2 separate regions of the Mus musculus genome follow, and region 1 is linked to region 2. A link is a loop called in an ENCODE intact Hi-C map of the cell type or tissue named here. Cell type or tissue: left cerebral cortex. All regions are shown on one strand. Links, peaks and the distances in the headings refer to the core of each region. The heading gives the core; the rest is flanking DNA. Region 1 holds the start of Gm13067 (a long non-coding RNA gene). Region 2 has its middle 51 kb from the start of Gm42354.

Region 1 (10,278 bases), core at 1,294-9,293, 190 kb after region 2:
AGATGGCCTGTCTGCTCCTTGGGCATGCATGGTTCTGCCTGAGCATGTATAGTGGTCCAGAGCGGGGTGTGAACACTGGGTTATGGTGGAAGGGGTCTCATCAAGGGTGCGTGCATTTGGCTTTGTCACCCCCACGTCCTCGGAGCAGAAGGATCTCCACGTGTGGCCGTCAACATAAAGGACCTAAGAGATCCTGAAGGAGAAGACCTTCATCTTCTGCTGGCACTACCATCTTGGTCCCCTTTCTAGTGACGGTCTTTTTGTATTAGTGACGGGAAAGCCGTGATCCACGTCGCTCTTTCCACTCCCAATGCAGACGCGTGGTAATCCACAGGCCAGGGGACTTTAAATGATTTGCTGAAGAGAATCTCCTAAATCCAGTAGCCATCCTAGCTTCCAATGACCCTAGCCCCAGGCTCCAGGATAGAGAGAGTCTGCCTCATCCTTAAACAGGAAACACGCCGCCTTGACCCTGGAGGTGTGTTTGAGAGCAACCTCCAGCCAGAACATCACATGACTTTAACCTAGTTTTCTCCCTATGTTACAGAAAATAAAAGAAAGGGTGACATCAGTGCCTGCCAGCACCCTTGCAGGGAGCTCGACCATGGCTGCCTCGGACCCCTGTGTGCACATCCCTCCTCTCTTGCTGGCCTAGGCAAGTTTGTCTTCCTATCAAAGTGTAAGTTGATGGAATTGTTTTTGAGGAATAAAAGTGGGGAGGAGGAAGAGAAGGAGGAGGAGGAGGAGGAGGAAGAAGAAGAGGCAGAAAAGGAGATTGTGACCAGCACAGAGCACACGTCCAAAATGCCCGAGGAAGGACGCACGTCAGAGGTGGCTGAAAACTATCACCAGAAAGTTGAGTCAGGAGCACTGGCAGCTCGAACATGGTAAAGCAGAAGTGTGGGTAAGAGCCAGATGGCCTCAAGCCTGCCGCTAATACCTATGCGACACAAGCCTCTTTGTGCCTTAGTTTCCCTTTAGTGTCAAGATGTGCCCTGTGTTGTAGGAGTCAATACCAGAAGCACAAGAGAGGCCAGCATGTGGTTTCACCAGTGGGGTCACCATTGTCACTACCCTGGTGACAATGGTGAAGGGCTGCTCCATTTCGCTGCCATTGTTCTGAGGGGGAAAGAAATCATTGCAAGGTGCAGAGAGATACATTCTGGCCAGGCCAAGAGAGGTCTAACTGGGATCTGTGAGTGTCTCCTGGCTTGGGAAAAATGGTCTTCGCAGCTATAATTGAGATGAGGACCGAGAGGGGCTGGAGAGATGGCTCAGTGGTTAGAAGCACTTAATGATCTTGTAGAAGAACTGGGTTCTGTTCCGAGATCCTAGTTGGTGGCTCACAACTGCCTATAACCCAACATCCAGGGGATCCGATGTCCTCTTCTGACTTCTGGGAGTTCCTCGTGCATATGGTATACATAACTCATGCAAGGATGCACACATACACGCAAAAATGATAACTTTTAAATGAAAGACCTAGCAAAGGAATCTTGGGTTGAGGTAGCCTTGAACCTCTATTATAAAAGGAAAGGGGTGGGGACTCAGAAAGGAGAATATCACCCTCATATAGATAAGGCAGGAGGGCCCCAGAGTTGAAGAGAAGCTGGATCTACCTCAGTCTGCTCACAACTCCCAAGATAAGCTTTCCTGCCCACCCCTCCATTTAGACTTTGGCCCCTGGGTATGGGAGGATGTATGTGATGTATGCCTCCATGTTTGAGGTCAATCTTAGGGAAGCCTAAGGAATCCCATGTAGGTGGGCAACGTTGTGGGTTTCGCCCGTGGTGGACACTAAGGAAGCGCTGCTTTAGATCAGCATGTGTCTGCCCCTCAGTCATAGGGTGGATGCTTGAATCTTCTGCTTCCAGAGAGTTTGTGTTCTTGGCTTGGATTTGCATGTACCTGATCATATCATTTCCTGGGGTAATCTGTGTAGCACACATAAGAAGGAAGCATGCAAGGTCATCTGAGGTCACAGCCAGGGCAGGTCACTCACTCTCAGGGTCTGATGATGGGAGCAGCAAGAACCTTACAGGACCAAGGACCCCAAGTGACCTTGAGGGAGCCCTGGCAAGTCTTGGGTTTCCCACCCACCTAGGGGAAAGATTTGGCTATATACTTTCTGGGGTCTCTTCTGCTATGACATCTCAGGGGTCTCTGCAGCTCCCTTCCTCTCAGACAAGGAAGGGAAGCAGAGGAAGAGGAGGGTGTATCGTCTGGCCGTGGGTGGTCCTGGGCTGTGTCCGCCAGCAGAGTGCACGCTGTACGAACTGTGCAAGCTAGGAAGGTGGGCAAGGGTGCCCGTTGGCCATGGTGCACTGCAGTAGCATGGCTGTATCCCAGGCAGGACGCAGACTGCAGGCTGCAGAGGCGCCCCTCCTGGTCTCTTCCCTCAGGACTGAAGCGGACAGGACTCGGAGTTGGTGCAGTTGTTTCTACTGAGCAGGCTTTTTAAAGGGGGTGGGGGGAGTTATACTTTTCCTTCCCGAGTGTATGCATGTGTGTGCATGTGTGCACATGCACGTATGCAGACATCCACACATAATCACTTTCTCCTTCACTGTCCTTTCTCATACTCTTGAGTTTATAATAAATGTAAAACCTGAGAATACCTTCTTCCCCCTCACCCTCTGCCATCTCTCCGCGTGTCTGTTCTGAGCATTCCCCTGTGGATTAGAGCAGAATGAGCTATTTAACCATATCTGCATTTAAAGTGCATTTTCTCCTGGAACTTTCTCAATTAAATCCTTGCCTCAATCTTAGATGATATTGACTCACACGGAGGCAGGAGCACAAACTTCAGGAGCCAAAGACACCTCAGGGTAAAAGTGACACTTAGTGCCCTCCCTCCACATCTCTTGTGCACACGCGGTTTGAAATATTTTTTCTTTTTAGCGACAATACAAAAGCAGGTGCTTCCCGGACTGTCTGGTGGGCAGAGAGGAGCCGGCTTCTTTCCCCTCTGGGAGAAAGCACCGAGGGCCACCTGTCACTGTCACCTTTGCCTCTGGCTCTGAACACAAAGCTTCAGGAGTCCAAAGAGTCTTCCACCCTCCCTCCTCTTCATCATCTCCAGGTAAGCAAGTCTAGAAGGCAGAACAAAGCCCCAGACGGCTCTGGAGACGTGCCTACAGGAGTGGGCATCCTGCAGTATCAGGGATTTAAATTAAACTGGGGAGGGATGCTGGGGGTGGGTGGGGGGATGGGGAGAGACCAGCCCCGCCTGCAGCACGTTGTTCCCTGCACCCAGCTGACACTTTGATTTTTGGGTCCTGCCTCTCCAGCAGCAGTCTGCAACTTGCCAGCCATCCCAACCGTTCAGCAGCTGAGCAGGAGAGAGAGGTAACTTTCGGGCATGGGTGTGCTGTTGCTGGGTGCTAGTGACGTTTCCTGCCTAGGTAGTTACCTCTCATTCGGTTTTCAGAAAAGCTGTCTCCCCTGAGGCGCTGGAGTCCTCTCTCCCTGCACTTTGCAGAAACTCTGATTTCAATGAACTCCATCTACCCAGGCTCTTTCCTGCATGGCTTGCCAGCCTAGCAGCATAGCGAAAGCTGAGTCAGTTGCTCGCGGGAGTCAATTTAAAAATAATTTAAAATGCTATTTAAATTCTTTGGGGTGAAAAAGCGGGGGGTGTTCTTTCTCGTGTGGGTTTCACGTGTGTGCATCTTGTGTTTTAATTAGCTGTAGAAAATTTAAGTTTGTGGAGGAAATCACGATGGGGGTGTATGATTAAAAAAAAAAAAAAAAAAAAAAAAAAAACTACTCCATTGCAGTCTCCGCTGCAGTCCCAGCAACCTGGTTTAACTGCGGAGGCTCTCGGTACAGTCTCCTCTCTCTTTACCCTTGCCAGAGTCTGGGAGTCTGATCCCCACCTGCAGGGCCTCTCCAAGCTTCCCCTCCACGGCCTCGTCTCCTTACCCACCCACCCTCTGCATAGGACCCGGGTAAGTAAGCTGATGTCGGGGACAGCTGGGGTTTGAAGGAGAATTTGGACACTGCAGCTTTAAGAATGCCAGTGCCGTACTGCGAAATCTTTCTCCTTCAAGTGACTGCAGAACCTCCGCCGTGGCTGCAGTGGGAGGAGGTGGCTGGAGGTGGGGTGGAGGGAGAAAAGGGGTGCCCACTCCCGGGTGGGTCAGCTCGTTGGGTACCTTGACCTGAGATGCTCTCGGCCCCAGGCGAACCCGAAACACAATTGGGGCGCACTTTCTCCGTTAGTTTCTTTCTCACGCGCTGGGGGCGGAGACCCTGCGGACTTCCTGATGAGTTTGGGCTCAGTCCTGCCTGGGTGCATGTCATCTGCTGCCTTGCACATGTGGCTCGCTGGCTCTTTAAGCCCTGTGCACTGGAGCTGGAGAAGGCTGGTCTGAGCTGTGGCGATCTTCAGCAGGGCTTGCACCCTGGGGATGCGGAGGCAGCTCCATGGCCTTGTTCCCGGGCCATGCCCAGGGTACAGCTGAATTTCCCTGAATTTACTGAGAGGAGCGCGGGAGGGGAACTCAGTCGAGATGACTTGCTCTTCCTGGGACAGAGGTTTCTGTGTAAAAGAAAGGATGAAACCCCTTTGGCTGGCAAAAAGTGCTGACTGGCCCGCGCTGTGGAGTGGGGGAGGGGCCCCCCTGAAGAGCTCCCCTAGATAGAGTCACCTGCACAGAAAATGGGTAGAAATGCACTCTGGCTATGGATTCTTTCTGGGCAAGGTCCAAGCACCCTGAGGCACCTGAGCTGTGTCTCTGTTACCCAGACTTCTGTGTGCCCAGTCAGAGCACCACCCCAATGCCGTGGAGCCAGCTGGCTTAGTTCCAGGCTAGTACTGCTGGCGTGGCATCCCAGACGCACAGTACTTGGGTCCAGGTCTGCATTGGGGGGTGATGTCACAAAGGGCCAACCGGTAACATCTGTCTGGCACCGAACATCTGTCTGGCACTGAAGGACTCCGTTCCTTGTGATTCCTCTTTTGACCAGAGGGAGAGAGAGAAAAAAAAAATCCTCGGTCTCATAAAACTTCAGTTCAAAAGCTATGCAGCAAACCTCTCAAATATAAATTCCCCGGGCAGCCTCTGAAACAGCAATCCGTGTTAACTGCTGAGCTGATAGAGGGAAGTGACCTCCACGGGTGCCTGTGGGGTGTTCTGGGTCTGCACTCCCCAGGGGGCTGCTGCTGCCGGGCACCCAGCTCACACAGCACACTACGATCTTCAGGGAAATGTGCACCTCTAGATAAATATTTTATGGGGTGTTGGACCGCATACTTACCTCACCTGGAAAAGCACCAGGGGTTGAACGTAAACCCCCTATGGGCTTTGCACACACACCTCTTTATCCCTGCTGACCAGACTGCCCTTAGCTCATTTTGCAAAATGCATTCCCTGTATATCCAAAACTGTCTTTGATTAATCAACAACTTTAATTTTGGGGTACAATTGTTTTTGAGCCAGCCCAGTGTACCTGAACATGTCATTAGAATCCCCAACACATGAGTTTTGTCTTTTTTTTTTTTTTTTTTTTTTTTAGATCATTGTCCCATGGTGCCTAAGATGGACCTGACTTGGACATCACTAGGCCTGATTCTAGCTCGCCCCAGCTCTGCCCCACAAGCCCAGAAGCTACTAGGGCGTGTCATCTGGCTCTGGACTGACCATTCTCCCCCATCCCTGAGATGGACATCTCTGTGACCTCCCCAACCTGGGGGAGGACAAAAGAATGAGGCAGGTGTGCCTAGGCAAAAGGTTCTCCAGTCTGTCCCTCCCGAGGCAGGGATGACAAACCAGTACTATGGGTAATTAGCCAAGGGAGAAGCCTGCAAGTATCAGCTGCAGAGCAAATGCCATCAGGGGTCCACTGGCCACCTAAAGGGACATCAGATGGTACAGGAAGTTCTGAGAGGAAGCAGGTGCCCAGCATTCTCATACTGCTAAGGCTTGTCAAAGTAATAGTTCATACTGCCAGTGTGAAATGAACAATAGGCCAGACACCTAGCTTCCCTAAGCATCTCACTGCAAGAGATTCTTGCCTTAGACGGGCATTGTCAGGGCCAAAGTGACCACACCAACTTGGTTTGAGGGGATGATATGGCAAGCTAGCACAGCGGCTTCAGAGAGAAACAGGGATGGGGACTGCTGGACCTTAGCATCCTTAGACACCTTTATCTCTCAGTAGCAGGACAGGGAGCCGCTGCTGAGAGGGCAGATGGGTTGGGAGAGCTCGAGTCTCCAAGGTGTCTCAGACAGAAAATCCAGGGCAGGTGGTGGTAACCTCCACATCTTCCAGTGACCCCTACAAGATTCAGCCGGGCTTGGGGGATGCCTCAAATCTCGTGCATGGCCTTGTGCTTCACCCCGAGTTCTAGGTGGAGACTTACATGACTCTGAGTAGACCATAGACCTAGAAAGCTCTCTCTCTCTCTCTCTCTCTCTCTCTCTCTCTCTCTCCATCATCCAGAGTGCTCAGAGTAGTGAATTATAGTACAGCAACGCTAATGAGGGGAAATGAGGCTAGCACAGTTTCCCTGAATCAGAAGGGGGGTGCAGTAAGATGCTGAAGCCTGTATGCTCTGGTCCCAGGGCAGAGGGAGCCATCCATCCTGTGCACTGGCTCCTGGGACGCCTCAACTGCACCAGCGCTGACTCAGGGTCCTTTTCTCCAGCTCTTCTACCCTAGCCTTGGCCAGCCAAGCCCTTGAAGCTAGATTCTCTCAGGCTCCTTGCGCAGGGGCAGTTGGAGCCCAGACTGCTGCAGGCCCTCCTCCCCCCACCCCCGCCCTCCCCTCCTGGGCCAAGTCAGCAGTGCTGACGGCTGCGGGGCTGCAGCAGCGGCGGCGATGCAGAGACCCTGCACCACTGCTCAGGGCGGGCGCAGTGCTCTGCCCGCACCCGCGTCCCGACGGCCACCTCCTGGTGGCTGCGCGTAGCCCGCGCCGGGTAGACCCGACCGGACGGCGGCGCTGATTGGTGCAGCGAGTGAGTCCCTGGCTTTATTTAGACCACCTTTTCTGGAAGACAATACTTCACTGGAGTCGAGGGCTGGGGGCAGGAGGCAACCCTCCCCGGCGACTGGAGGATGATAAATGAGCAGTTCTGCGCCTGGTGGCTGTTAACTCCAGTGGCGTTGCGCATCCTCGGACCGACCATTTCCACAGCTGCTCTGAGACTGCACACCCAAGTGTGGGGCATGCTTTGAGGAAACTCCAGTGGAGAACAAGACAGACCCTCAGAAGGGTTAGGAGGGCTTGGGACCAGACCGGAGAACCTGTGTCCGGGCACCAGCTTTGGATCTTCCGCTCTGAGACTGCAGCTTGGAAGACAAGGCTGCCTTCTTGTTTCGGGGTAAGGATGGGGTTTCCAACTCAGGCATCTGATAGGTGAGAGGCAGGGACCTACTGGGATCCTATTCTTGAATGTTCTCCTTTGGCATTTCTGGGGCAGTCTGTGACAAGAACGGCTTGGAAGTGGTGGGGAGAGGTTCGTGCGCCCCGCAGCGTGTAGTCCATTGGCAGAAGGTTGAAGTTGGATGTGATGTCCAGCTTCCTCTGCAGAGGGAAAGCAATCCAGTGAATGTGGGTGGGGTCCATAGCTGCTGGTGGCCCTCTTGGGTGAAGAAATGGGTTTTCGTGGCAGGAAGCAAGGCCTGGAAACAGAGAGGGAAGCCTCGGGGGTCCAGGAAGCATCCTCTCCCCCGTTGTTGGTAGGGAAAGACTTTATTCAGGCAATAGCTTGAAATTGTCACCCAGGAGCCCGTTCCTGGTCTCCCGGGCAAAGTGGGAAGTCACAGCATGCTGCACACCCTCGAGCTGACTGTTGTAGGCTTGCTCACAGTTGTGAGACACTCCAGAGGCTGGGGCTGCTCACTGTTCCGGACCCTGAACTTCATGCTGGAAAACATATTGTCCCCATGCCCGCATTTTCCTGCTTTGGGTTGAGGGTCTTCTCCTCACAGGTCGCCCTTGAGGCCTGCATTGTGCTGGGAAGAGGGAGGAGGGAAGTTGGCGAGAAGATACTGAGATAGCCAGAGTAACGGGGCCAGCAGACCCTGGTGTTTCTGTGCTGATGTAATCAGTTTTAGGAACTGTTTAGGCCTGTGGCTGTCCCAGAACTGACACCGGGAACTCTCTTGTTCAGCCCAGGACAGGACAGCATTGCGGCTGTGTCTCCCTGCCAAGGACGCAGGGTGAGGTGGCTCTCCAGAAGTGCTTCACCCTTCAGGCAGAACCAAGTGGTCACTCCAGGGACTCGGGTACAAGGGAGAGTTGACAGCTACCAGAGTTTGGCCTCCATCTGGCAATTGCATGCTGATTGAGGTTACCCTGTGAAGAGGCAGCGCCCAGACTCTGGAAGTCAGGCAAAGGCAGGGGTCACAGGGAAAGATACTAAGTTGCTCATGGGATCCCGGGCCTGCAGCACTCCATCGTGTCTGTGGTAAGCAGCAGCCCCACTGTCTGTCTTCTGCAGATCTGACAAAGGATCAAGCTTTGTCATTCCTTTTACACACTTAAACTTTAACCCTGAAGCCCAAAGCACAGTGACTTCGCAGACACTCTAGACTAAGCCAGAACTGGAAATTATCCATCCAACCCCTGAGCTGTGCTTGGAGCTGAAGAAAGTGAGATCCGGAGGAGAGCTGACTTTCCCAAGGACATGGAAGGCTCAGGGCTGACCTGGGATCCCCTAGGACAGGTTTCAGCCTGCCATATGGAGTAATGATGAGATCATCAGCGCTGGACCCACCAGGTGCCCCGATGGTGCTATAGGACAAGGTAAAGAAACTGGGGATCTGGAGGGGACACAGGGACCATGAGCAAAGCCAGGTGAATACGAGACAATTCTGCTTCACTCCCTTTGAGCGCCTCTGCAGCACCCCTGGTTTACAACTGTCACTGGGCAACTTGCCAAGGGGAGAAGCCATTCTGCTGCTTTTATAGTTCCTCCTCTGCAATTCTGGAAAATCAGGGCCACTTGGGTCTGGCGGCTCGCTGTCTGGTTATTGGCGCTGTAATTCAGACATTGTCCAGCAGGTGGCTCCCAAGGACACGGTAAGGAAATGGAGCCGGCGCTCAGTCTGGCAAGCCTGTTTCCAAGAAAGGGCTTTTCAGTTTTCCATGGTCCGGTGAATTGAGGCAAGCAATAGTTTTTCAATTTTTTTCTTTCAACTAATAAGTTTGCTTAGGAATGTCTGGGGCGGTTTGGTACCGGTGTCACCTCCTGAATCCACCCTCATCTTATTTTTGCAGTGCAGTGTGGTGTATTTGTGGGAATTTCACCGCGGTTCTCATTTCTTAGAGCCGATATGACATGTCATTTATGCACCAGCGATTACCAGAAATATTCCCAAGGAAGGTCTATCATTCTATAGGGTGGCCAAAGTAGGTCCTGAACTCGGCCTCTGCTGATTTTCTTCCCCCCTCACAAACCCCTTTTTTCAAGGGGCTCTGTCCAACCCATGCTTGCTGAATATCACCAAAAGACAAGCACAGACGTGGACAGCAACCAGCCACAGCTTTGGTGTCATTCTTATCCTGTCAACCTCTCCCTCAAGAATTGAAAGATATTTCCATCTGTGGCAGTATCTGTTAGGCATCTCAGTTCACTTTTGTATCCAGAGAGGTCCCTGTTTCTTCTCAAATGGTTTCTTGTCATCAACGCGCCTTGATGACCTTCAGCTGTACAGAGGTGAACTACTGCACTCCTCTAGAAATCGGCCCATTTGCTTAAATCAGATTGTCTTGCTTCTCTGTGATAAAACACTCTTTAGAGACTCTAATGTCTGTGTTGGATGGTCCTGTCTTGGTCACTTCCGCTTTAGGTCAAAGTGGAAGTCTGTATTCTACCAGCCTGAGTGTACTGCAGATCGGTAGAGCTGCCAGACCCCTGCTGAGATCTAGGTGACCTTGACAGGGTTACCGAGAAGCAACCAAGAAACTTAGCCAGAGCCACCTTCAATGGGACCAATAAGCAAACAAAAGTTTTTTTTTTCTTTTTATTTTGACTTGCTTTAAACCTTATTTTCATTCATTCTTTGAGTGTCTTGGGGATACACAAGCACAGAAATCAGAAGATAAAAGGCAGGAGTCAGTTCTGGTCTTCTATCCAGTGGGTTCTGGGGATTAAACTCAAGTAGTCAGGTTTGGTGGCAAGCACTTAGGCCAGCTCCCTGGCCCTGTTTGACTCACTAACGATGCAAAATCATTACATCTTCCACAGAGAAGAACACCCCCCCCCCATATCACACCCCTGACCCCTCCCTTTGAGGCAGGGTTTCATACTATAACACCGGCTG
Region 2 (10,278 bases), core at 828-8,827:
GGGTTCTCTAGAGGAGCTGCAGTCAGCCTGAGGCTTAGCCCACCAGTGTCTTAAGAGACAGTTACCTACCACACATCATATCGTGGGGAAAGATGAGGACTCAAAGGTCAGAGTGTAGTATCTACCAAATGCACATCTCTATTGTAATCAGAACAGCCATCCCCATCGTAATCAGAGTAGCTGGGTGACCTGCCAGAGACCCTCACTAAGGTAGATCCCATCGGCTTTCCCTTCCGAGTCACTGAGATGCCAGCCATTCCCAGTTGTGTGTTATTCTGCCTCAGCTTCTGCTTATTCTCTGAGATGCTAGCATATACCAAAGGTGGAAGGTTGCTGAGGGGAGGCACCAGCTATGCAGCTGTGGGAAGTCACCATCCGTGACCTGTGAGAGTTTCTGTTGTGGTTATGTGTGGGTCATCCACAGTCCCGTATGTATCCCTTCACTCATGGTCTGTAAGTAAGCCCTGTAAACTCGGTGTTTTGTTGCTGTGAAGAGCTACCATGACCACGGCAACTCTTATAAAGGAAAACATTTCACTGCGGCTGGCTCACAGTTCAGAGGTTCAGTCCATTATTGTCATGGCAGGCAGCATGGTGGCACACAAGTAGACATGGTGCTGGAGAAGGAGCTGAGATTCTCTATCTTGATTTGTACACAATCGGAAGAGAACTGACTTGAGCTTCCAAGACCTCAAAGGCCACTCCCACAGTGACACACTTCCTCCAGCAAGGCCACAAGTCCTAATAGTGCCACTCCCTATGGACCAAGCACTCAAACACACCATTCCTATTCAAACCACCACACCACTCTAGGGTTGAGTGGGTAGATGTTTGTTTGTGTCCCCCCAGGAATAGTTCACAAAGACTCCCAAGGCTCTTCCCCACAGCCCCGTTTCTTGTTCTCAGTAAATATAGAAGGATTTGGTATTAGTTATTTCTCTCATTGATGTGACAAGATGCTTGGCATGAAGCCATGCAAGGAGGAAGGGTCCATCTTGGCTCACAGTTTGAGGATTACAGTCATCGTGTTAGGGAAGGCCGATGATGAACACAGACTCCCTTACAGTCCTTACCAGAGGTTTATTTCCAAGGCGATTCTAAATCCCAGCTGAGGAATGTTCCCATTTAACCACCACAGACCTTTTCAAGTCTGATGGCCAGTATTTTTAAACTTCAAGAAAAATAATGTACAAAATTGGGTGTATGAATACTGAAAGCCAACACACCCTGTGGGTTTTTTCTAGCGAGCCTATGCTAGGGCAGAATCCCATGGATTTCTGAGAGTTGTCTAATGGTCCTTCAGACTCTCTCTGAGGAGGAAGTGCTGGCCTCCTCCAGGTGTGAACATCAGGGCATAGTGAGGACTGTCTTCCCTAACCCTTCCAGCCACCAGGGATGACCCATCCAGAAATCTTGGGATGCTCATCCGGGGGAGTGGGGTTTGCCACGAAACCTATCACCTGCACGGTGTGTATAGCAGATCTCTAATGGCTCTCAGTTCCCACCAAGAGCACTCCATACCAAGGCTATGTGCTAACAGGTGTGTCATTGATGGAAGTCGATTTGGAAAGGCGTGCAAACCTGAGTCTGGAGAGATTCCAGCAGCGTGTGTACAGATGTGTACAGAACTCCCAGGAACTTCCTCTAGACATCCCACTGGGTCATGAAAGGATCAAATCTCTCTTTTGGCCTTTTGTGCACATTTCCTCTGCAGCCGGGGAAAGCCCTGTGTTGATGTGTAGAAGCCATGCTCTCTCTCAGATACTCTGAACCTCTCAATCTTCTGGGGACCAACCATTCAGCCATCCAACCTGTGTGCTTTTGTTATGGGAGTACAGAGATATGGGTTCAACTTCGATGATCCATGATGTCTGTGCAGACACAGCTTGGTAGGAAACCCATGGCCCCTGTGGCAATGTCTGGGTAGGACAGAGGAGGGACTCTTTTCCTGCGACTGTGGGCGGCTCCTGGGAACAAGAGGCCTTCAGTCTCCTGACTTTCCTTTGGCCTCAGCCCTTGTAGAGTGTGTTCATCTCTCTCTCTCTCTAAGATGGACACCTCCCTCTTTTCTTGGATGGAATCTATATCATGTCTAAGTGGCTCCATCAGGGAAGGTGTGAGCTCTGAGTGGCCACAGGAGGAACTATGGATCTTGTTCTTCCCCATGGTGGGGCTAGGTCCCCTCAGTGGGATGCCCTCTGGGTGCATTTGGTCCTATTCTCACCAGAGGGCGCCACGACCCTCCTTTATCACTGTCCTGACCTCTGTCCAGGCACACCTTCACTGGTGAGTCTCACAGTTCAGAACGCCAAAGCCTAGCCTTCACCATTCCTACCAGAGAGCCAAATGATCTCCTTAGGGGGAACTGACTTTTCTTTGGGAAAATGAGCAATTTTTGAGTTTGGCAACATCCTCAATATCAGTATAACAGGAACTGACCTCTCTCCTGTATTTCCATTTCAATTTAGGTCTAAAAACCAGCCCCAGCCCCTTCGAGGACAGCATGGGACTCTGCATGATTAAGAGACTCCCTGGGGGTCAGGCACGATGGTGCATGCTTGAAATCCAGGCAGCTGTACTCAGGAGGCGCACGAGTTCAAGGTTATCCTAAGACATAGCAAGTTTGAGGCCAGCCTGGGTTACATGAGACTGTCATAAAACAAACACCCAAACCTGCCAGAGATTAAAACAAGATAAAAGACCCCCTCCTCCAAAAAAACAAAAACAAAAACAGCCTCTCAAGACATGGCCCTGGCAGAAAGCTGTTGGGTACCACTCTCAATCAGACTGACGCAAGCTGCCATCCCGACAGTGGGGCACCTTCTCTTAGGAGGTAGTTTTCTTTTTTGGTCACTGTTAGTTGTTAAGTAGGAGACGGCAATTAAGGCCTTTAAGCCAACACAGATGGGGCTTACTCCGCATTGGTACCAGACAGAGGAGGGTGGCCTGGTGAAAGAATTCCTCCAGTCACAGATCATGCTGTCTACAGGACCCCATGAGTGAAGGATGCCCAGAAGAGCATTTGGGAGAACTAAATATATATAACATACGTGTGTGTGTGTGCATGTTTGGGTGTGTGGGAAGTGTCAGTGTGTGTGTGTGTGTGTGTGTGCATGTTTGGGTGTGTGGGAAGTGTCAGTGTGCGTGTGTGCATGTTTGGGTGTGTGGGAAGTGTCAGTGTGTGTGTGTGCATGTTTGGGTGTGTGGAAAGTGTCAGTGTGTGTGTGTGTGTGTGTGTGCGCATGTTTGGGTGTGTGGGAAGTGTCAGTGTGTGTGTGTGTGTATGTGTGTATGTGCGTGTGTGTGCATGTTTGGGTGTGTGGGAAGTGTCAGTGTGTGTGTGTATGTGTGTGTGTGTGTGTGTGTGCATGTTTGGGTGTGTGGGAAGTGTCAGTGTGTGTGTGTGTGTGTGCATGTTTGGGTGTGTGGGAAGTGTCAGTGTGTGTGTGTGTGTGTGTGTGTGTGTGTGTGTGTGTGTGTGCATGTTTGGGTGTGTGGGAAGTGTCAGTGTGTGTGTTGCAGAGCGGAAGGTTCTGGATTGGATATCACCTGCAGTACAGAGTTTACTCCCCCCCCCCCCCCCAGAACTCTATCTTGGGAGAATCTACATACTTGGCCCTTGACCTTTTACCTCAACCCTGACCCTTATTCCAGCTCTAATCCTCATTTTAGTCCTGTGTGTGTGTGTGTGTGTGTGTGTGTGTTTGTAAGTGTATGTATGTATGTACATGTGTGTGAGCCTGTGTGGTTTCCAACTCTCTGCTAGGCAGCTGGCGTAGCTGCACCATCTTTGCATGTAGATGATGCTACCAGAAGAGGTATCCAACCTCTATGATCCCCAGGAGGGGATGGGTAGGTCTGTGGGTGGACCCACAAATCTCCATTCTATCTGACCTTCTCACATGAATCCTGAAAAGCCAGGTAAACTTTGGCTGGCCCTGGGGTCGCCCCATTATCCCCCTCCCTCCTGATACCCGCCGCCATCACTCTCCAGGAATAGCTGCATCCCTTATGTTGACTCTTGGGTTCTTGCTCCCTAGGACTGGATGGATGTTCACTCATGGTTTCCACGACACTGTTCCTCCTGGCCACTGTAAGGAACAAGGCCTTATGCTCCTGGCCCCAGGGCCCACTCAGCACCTGGCATTCGGGGCCACCAGCTGAACCAACTGTCTGGGCCGTGAGGGTGGGAAATGCTGTTGCTGCAGGATTTGAAGCCCCCTCCCCAGAGAGGGCAGCATTGAGTGGCAGACCTCTTTGGGCTCATTTTCCTACAGTTCCTAGTAGAGATCGCTCCCTTTTCCCATATCAGAAAACAGCTGTTCTGCTGGCTCCCCCGGCATGTGCCAGCACTATAAATACCCCCCAGCCTTGGCACAGGGACCTGGGGAACTTGGGAAGTTAGAGCCCTGGGCTGTGCGGGCAGTGGGAGGGAGAAGCATTGCCCAACTTCCCCCCTCTCAGCCTCCAGGCACAGGCTGGCCCTGCTTCCCACGGGCTAGGAAACCCCCGCAGTCCTCCTAGGAATCTGGCAGAGACAGCTTCAGCAGCCCTGGTGGTGTTTAACACACTGTCTAGTGCGGTCCAGTCAGCTCCCACTGTTGGAGACAGTGAGGCTCAGTGGGAGCCAAGGCACTGGTTCCAGCTGGATTCTTATAGGGGGGAGTGTGAACAGGAAGGAGTAGCTTTTGTTCATGATAGGATTGGCTTTATTTAGGCTTGATTTTTTTTTTTTTTGATGAGTTCTTATATAACCCAGGCTAGCCCTTGAACTAACCCTTGTCTGAGCAAGGCCCTCCTGCCCTGTTGGAGCAGGTGTGTCATTGTGGGTGTGGGCTATAAGACCCTCATTCTAACCTGGAAGTCAGTCTTCTGCTAGCAGCCTTCAGATGAAGATAGAGAGCTCTCAGCTCCTCCTGTACCATGCCTGCCTGGATGCTGCCATGCTCCTGCCTTGATGATAATGGACTGAGCCTCTGAACCTGTAAGCCAGCCCCAATTAAATGTCCTTATACGGGTTGCCTCGGTCATGATGTCTGTTCACAGCAGTAAACTAAGACATGGATCTGGAACTTTCTGTGTAGCCCAGGCGGGTCTCAAACTTGTACCACTCCTTCCTGCTTCAGTTTCTTCCCCAGGAGCAGGAGAGAGGGGAGATGGCTCAGTGGGTAGACGCTCTTGCCTTGCAAGCCTGAGCACCTGGGCTTGATCTGTGTAACAATGAACTAATGACCTCAAGCTGCCCTCTGAACCCCATGTCATAACATTGTCCCCCTAACAATAACAAACAAAGAAAGAACACAAATAACATAAAGAGGAGAGAGGAGGGAGGGAGGCCTCCTTCAGGGCACCCTTTGCTTAGCTTGCCAGTGTAAGCTGAGCTCACCTGTACCTCAGCTGCCTGCTAAGATACCCTGCTCTGCTGTTCTTATGGACTACGTGAGTCAGGCGCCCTCTGGTGCCATGGTTTGCTTACTGCAGCCTGAGAGGGCGATAGCTCAGCAAGCAGATAAAGGTCCAGCCTGACAACCCTAGTTCAGTTTCCGGAACTCATGTGCTGGAAGAAGAAAACTGAGCCCTGCAAGTTGTCTTCTGACCTCCACATGTGCACGGCGGCTTGTGTGTACCCACACACATATGCAAACACTTACACATATAATAAATTAAAAATTCCATTTAGAAGTTATTCTATTTAAGCCAGATTTGCTTTTATTCTATTACAGCCTTTATTATAATACAATTTATTCATAAATTGTGAAACTCACTAAGAATCTAAGTTCTTGGATTTTTTTTTCTTCTTCTTACTTTAAGATCACCAGCCCCCTGCTATTCTTGGGATGCTTTCCCTTGTTAACAAACTAAAAAAAAAAAAAAAAAAAAAAAAGAAAAGAAAATCACTACATCTAGATAATTAGTCACTACTATAGCAAAATCAGAGGTTTAGCCATGGAAATATGAAGAGAAAGTCAGGTGTGAGTGTGCAGCCAGGTGTGATGGTGCATGCCTTTGAACTCAGAACTTGGGAGGCAGAGTTGAGCAGATCTTTATGATTTCAGGGTCCCTGTGGTCCATATGATCTAAGTCTAGGTTGGCCAAGGCTACATAGTGAGTCTCTGTCTCAAAAAGAGAAGGAGGAAGTAAAGAAAAGAAAAGAAAAGAAAAGAGAAGAGAAGAAAAAAGAAAAGAGAAGAGAAGAGAAGAGAAGAGAAGAGAAGAGAAGAGAAGAGAAGAGAAGAGAAGAGAAGAGAAGAAAGGAGACACACATCGCTGTGGAAGAAGTCTGTCTAATTCTGATTCCAACGTTCTGGAAAAGACACAACTGTGGAAACAGGAAACAGATCCCGAGTGGCCTGGGGTTGGGATGCAGCCTCGGCTTACACAATTTATTGGTCACTGAAACTCCCTTGTAGGATACAATGAAGCAGAAGTATACTTGTGGATTGTGAAACTCTGACAATGAACCCTAATGTGATATACACACTTGGGGCAATAACAGTGCGGTCACGTGGTTTCATGGGCACGGGATGTCCCAGTGGGTTCAGGATGTTTATGGCCCAGGAGCTCATGTGCAGGGTGGGTAATCTCAACTCCCTACTGTCTGCACATTTGACTGTGACCCTGAAACTGCTCTAGATGGCAAGGCTAGTTGAGGGGGTCCTTCCCTAGGGTGCATGAAGCCCTAGGCTCCACCCCAACACCTCTAGGCTCCACCCCCAGCACCACTAGGCTCCACCCCCAGCACCACTTCCACCCAGTGCAGTGGGGTGGTACATGCCTGTAACCCCAGCACTCAAGACAGAGAGGAAGGAGATTCAGAAGTTCAGGGTCACCTTCAGCTATATATCAAATTAGAGGTCAGCCTGGGATACATGAGACCCCTCGCCCTCAGAAAGTAAACTTGGCTAAGTGTGTTCCTATATAGATGTGTAAAGAGGGCTGGGTACATTTTCTTAGAAAAGTCTTTGCCATTTTGTCTCCAAGGTCTGCCAACAAACTTCCTCAGTGTTTGAAGGAGATATGTGGCAGCAGAAGGTATTTTCTTATAAGGACACCGTTTTTTGTTTTTTGTTTTTTGTTTTTTGTTTTTTGTTTTGTTTTTTTTTACTTCTTCCCCATCTCTGGCTCCAAATCTGTGGGCAGAGGAGGAGGGCTCCCCTTTCCTCCCACCGGCAGAGAACCGGCCCAGGTCAGCAGAGCACACCGATCCTTAGACACAGGGAGTGTTATTTAGTCTAGAAACTCACAAAGGAAATATCTGTTTGCACGTGAAAAATCTCTGGAATGTCTCTGCTCCCCTCAGTCCAAGGGCCCCGTCTCTGCAAGACCACCGCGAAGAGCCCGGCACAAACCCCACAGTCATGGCCTTGCTCTGGTCTGAGATCCGCTGCCAGTCCAGGCACCTGGCTCTACTGTGCCATTCAGAGTCAGAGTTGTTCTTTCCAGTCGCCTAGGGTGAGAGGGTAGACAGAGGGGAGGGGAGGGGAGGGGAGGGGAGGGGAGGGGAGGGGAGGGGAGGGGAGGGGAGGCTCTGAGGTTGGGAGAGATTGCTAGAGGAATGAGGGATCTTGGGATGTTAAGCCAGAGTCCTTCAGTGCTTCCCTGCTCTGACTCTAGTTCAGGCTTTAGACTCCTTTTCTCTGTCATGTCTCTCTTCCTCTCTCTTCTTTTCTTCCTCCCCTTCTCTTCTTCTGTAGCCACCCAGGATGAGCCTCCTGCTTCCACTTTTTGGGTGCTTGGATTATAAGCCAGTGGCACCATGTATACAACACCTGCCGGCAGCGGCTAACTGATCTCTGAAAGTTTCCTTCCTGTGTCCTCCTTGTCCTCCTCCTCCTCCTCCTCCTCCTCCTCCTCCTCCTCCTCCTCTTCTTTTAGTATACTTATTTAGTGGTTGTGGTGGTGGTGCTGGTGCTGGTGCTGGTGGTGTGTGTAGAGGTCAGAGGACAACTTATGGGATTCAGTTCTCTCCTACCAGGTGGATTCGGGGAATTGAACTTGGGTCTCCAGGTTTGATGGTGAAAGCCTTTATTTGTAGAAGCATTTTGGGGTTTCCTTCCTTTCTCAAGACCTGATTCTCCAAAGGCCTCTGAGGTTTATACATGTGGGTTTATTAATATAGGCATGCTGGATCCAAAGTACTGGGTGAGGGGGTAAAGTAGATAGTTTTCTCTCTAGTGTGACAATAGCAATTTTCTTCATCCAGTCTTCTGGCCCCTCTGTCCCAAGCAAGCCCCAGCACCCTTTGTAGGGTCATCTAGTCTCTACCTGTGACCAGTTTCAGCAATAGACAAATGACTGTGATCTTGATATGTACACACACACACACACACACACACACACACACACACACACACATCTGTCTTCCTTTCCAGTCAGCATGCAGAGGGAAGCACCCTGGACATAGAACTGGTGCTGGAAAAGAAGTCCAAGGTCCAGAGCACTCAGCGGAACACAAGAAGTGTTCCCGAACCAGGTATGAAGACTTTAAATAGATGTCAGCTTACAGTGCACTTAGAATAACAACAGCTGGCACGGGGAGGACTGGCCTTTTTCGGAAGGCTCACATTTAACTTCCAGACAATCCCAGGCCGACTCAACATCACATGAGCTCACCGAGGCAAGCACAGCCTCGTGGCCCATTCTGTCCACGAATCTCAAATTTCGAATTTCAAGAGTTGATTTCCTAAGGTCTATGCTAAACGTCTCACATTCCAACACACACACACACACACACACACACACACACACACACTCACACACACATAGACACGTATATACACAGAGACACTCACACACAGTCAAACACATACACAGAGGCGCGCGCGCGCGCACACACACACAAACACCACTGTTTTTTTCAAAATGTAGTCTTACTTGGGAATGTTATGACATCAAGCCCTTAAAAATGTAGACAGTTTGGTTTCAAAAGACTTGATGGGGCAAATCTCAAATCTCAGACCTCTTTTTTTTTTTTTCTTTTGCAACAAGTCTTTGCTTCAAGTCCATTTCTGCAATCAGGCGGGGCAGAGGCTTAGTGGGTGGGGCTAAGGTCACAAAACCAAGATGTCTAGTGTTGGCCCTGCGGCCACTCAGATCTGGAAATATTCTCCCTTCAAAACAGAAATCAAGAGGTTACTTTGGGGTCACTCAAAACTCTTAAAAGACTTTTTCAAACGAAAATTAGTTCAGATCTGCTGGGAGAACCCTGCGCACGTCTGTGGGTTAGAGTCTTGGAGGACCCGGGCTACTTTATGAACTTCAGCAGGGCCATGTACATTGCCAAAGGCAGGAGGCTTTAGCCATGAGATTGAAGAGAGCAAAGGTACAAACTTTGCCCAGGGCTTGCTAGAGTTTGGAGCAAATCCCCCCAAAATCATGCATTGGAAATTTGATCTTTGATGCAGAAGTGTCTTAGGGTGAGATACTCTTAAGTTTGTTTCTTTGTTTGAGACATGTTCTTCCTATGTAGCCCAAGATGACTTAAAACACACAATCCTCCTGCCTCAGCCTCCTGAGTTCTGAGTGTTTAAGCCTTTTAAGAGTGTTAGGTCCTGAGTGCCCCACCCTCATGGAGGGATTACTGTTGTCACTGGGAGAATGGGGTCTTTTTAAAAAGGAATGGGAAGGAATATGGAGCCAGGCGTGGTGGCACACACCGTAAATCATCCCGGCACTCAGAAAGCAGATGTCTACCAGCCAGGACTACAAAGAGAACCTACCAAAAGGAAAAAAAAAAAAGAAAAAAAAGAAAAGAAAAAAGACAAGCCGGGCCTCTGTTTCCATCTGTCCACGACTATTTATTTAGATAAGGTCTTATGTATCCCAGGCTGTCTCAAACTTACTGTGTTGCTAAGTCAATTTCTGATCTTTTGCCTCTACACTTTGAGACTGGGGTTCCATCTTGGGCTTCAAGCAACATTAGGCAAGCTACGGTACCAACTGAGCCTCGGCCCCAGCCCAACGTGTGTCCTTACAAGGCATGTTTTGAACCTTTTGAGATTTTGTATTTGTCCTTGTCTCTGTGGGGGACAGGCAGAGAGGGCACTCTGGCCTGTGAGATGTCTTCACCTTTGAGGGTGGCTTTCAAGACATTGAGTCACTCTCATTTCACCCATGTAGAGCTATCCTGAGGGGTGGCAGGGGGTGGGGGTGGGGGTGACGACTAAAATAAACCCTGTTTCCTGGCAGTTCTGCAGCCCCTGAGGGGGTGGCCAGGAGTACAGTGTGGCAATACCAAAGGGGCAGGTTGCAGAAGGAAGCAAGGCATGTGGGAAACTT

The links. Hi-C counts contacts between places; a loop is a spot of excess contacts. Peaks named below come from ENCODE experiments on the same cell type or tissue, not always from the same donor. Only the 100,000 strongest peaks of a DNase experiment are listed, where the experiment ranks them.
Region 1: a loop joins it to region 2, with 11 times the contacts of the local background. A loop is called at or near these places in 2 of 42 quality-filtered maps.

The regions. Positions count from the first base shown.
Region 1 is chr4:150,026,551-150,036,828 of GRCm38, forward strand. It overlaps Gm13067 (a long non-coding RNA gene), which reads left to right and starts at 2,855. Exons shown (of 7, transcript XR_390962.2): 1 at 2,855-3,082; 2 at 3,291-3,348; 3 at 3,857-3,950; 4 at 5,521-8,758. In left cerebral cortex, for the core only: CTCF peaks have their summits at 4,974, 6,899 (motif pointing left) and 9,007 (motif pointing right); DNase peaks (open chromatin) are centred at 2,702, 3,069, 3,600, 4,035 and 3 more places; H3K4me3 peaks cover 2,845 bases; H3K27ac peaks cover 2,446 bases.
Region 2 is chr4:149,836,641-149,846,918 of GRCm38, forward strand. No RefSeq gene overlaps it. Among named protein-coding and RNA genes, the nearest start is that of Gm42354, 51 kb to the left of the region's middle. In left cerebral cortex, for the core only: CTCF peaks have their summits at 2,220 (motif pointing right), 4,249 and 5,455 (motif pointing left); DNase peaks (open chromatin) are centred at 2,208, 2,842, 4,466 and 5,449; H3K27ac peaks cover 1,498 bases.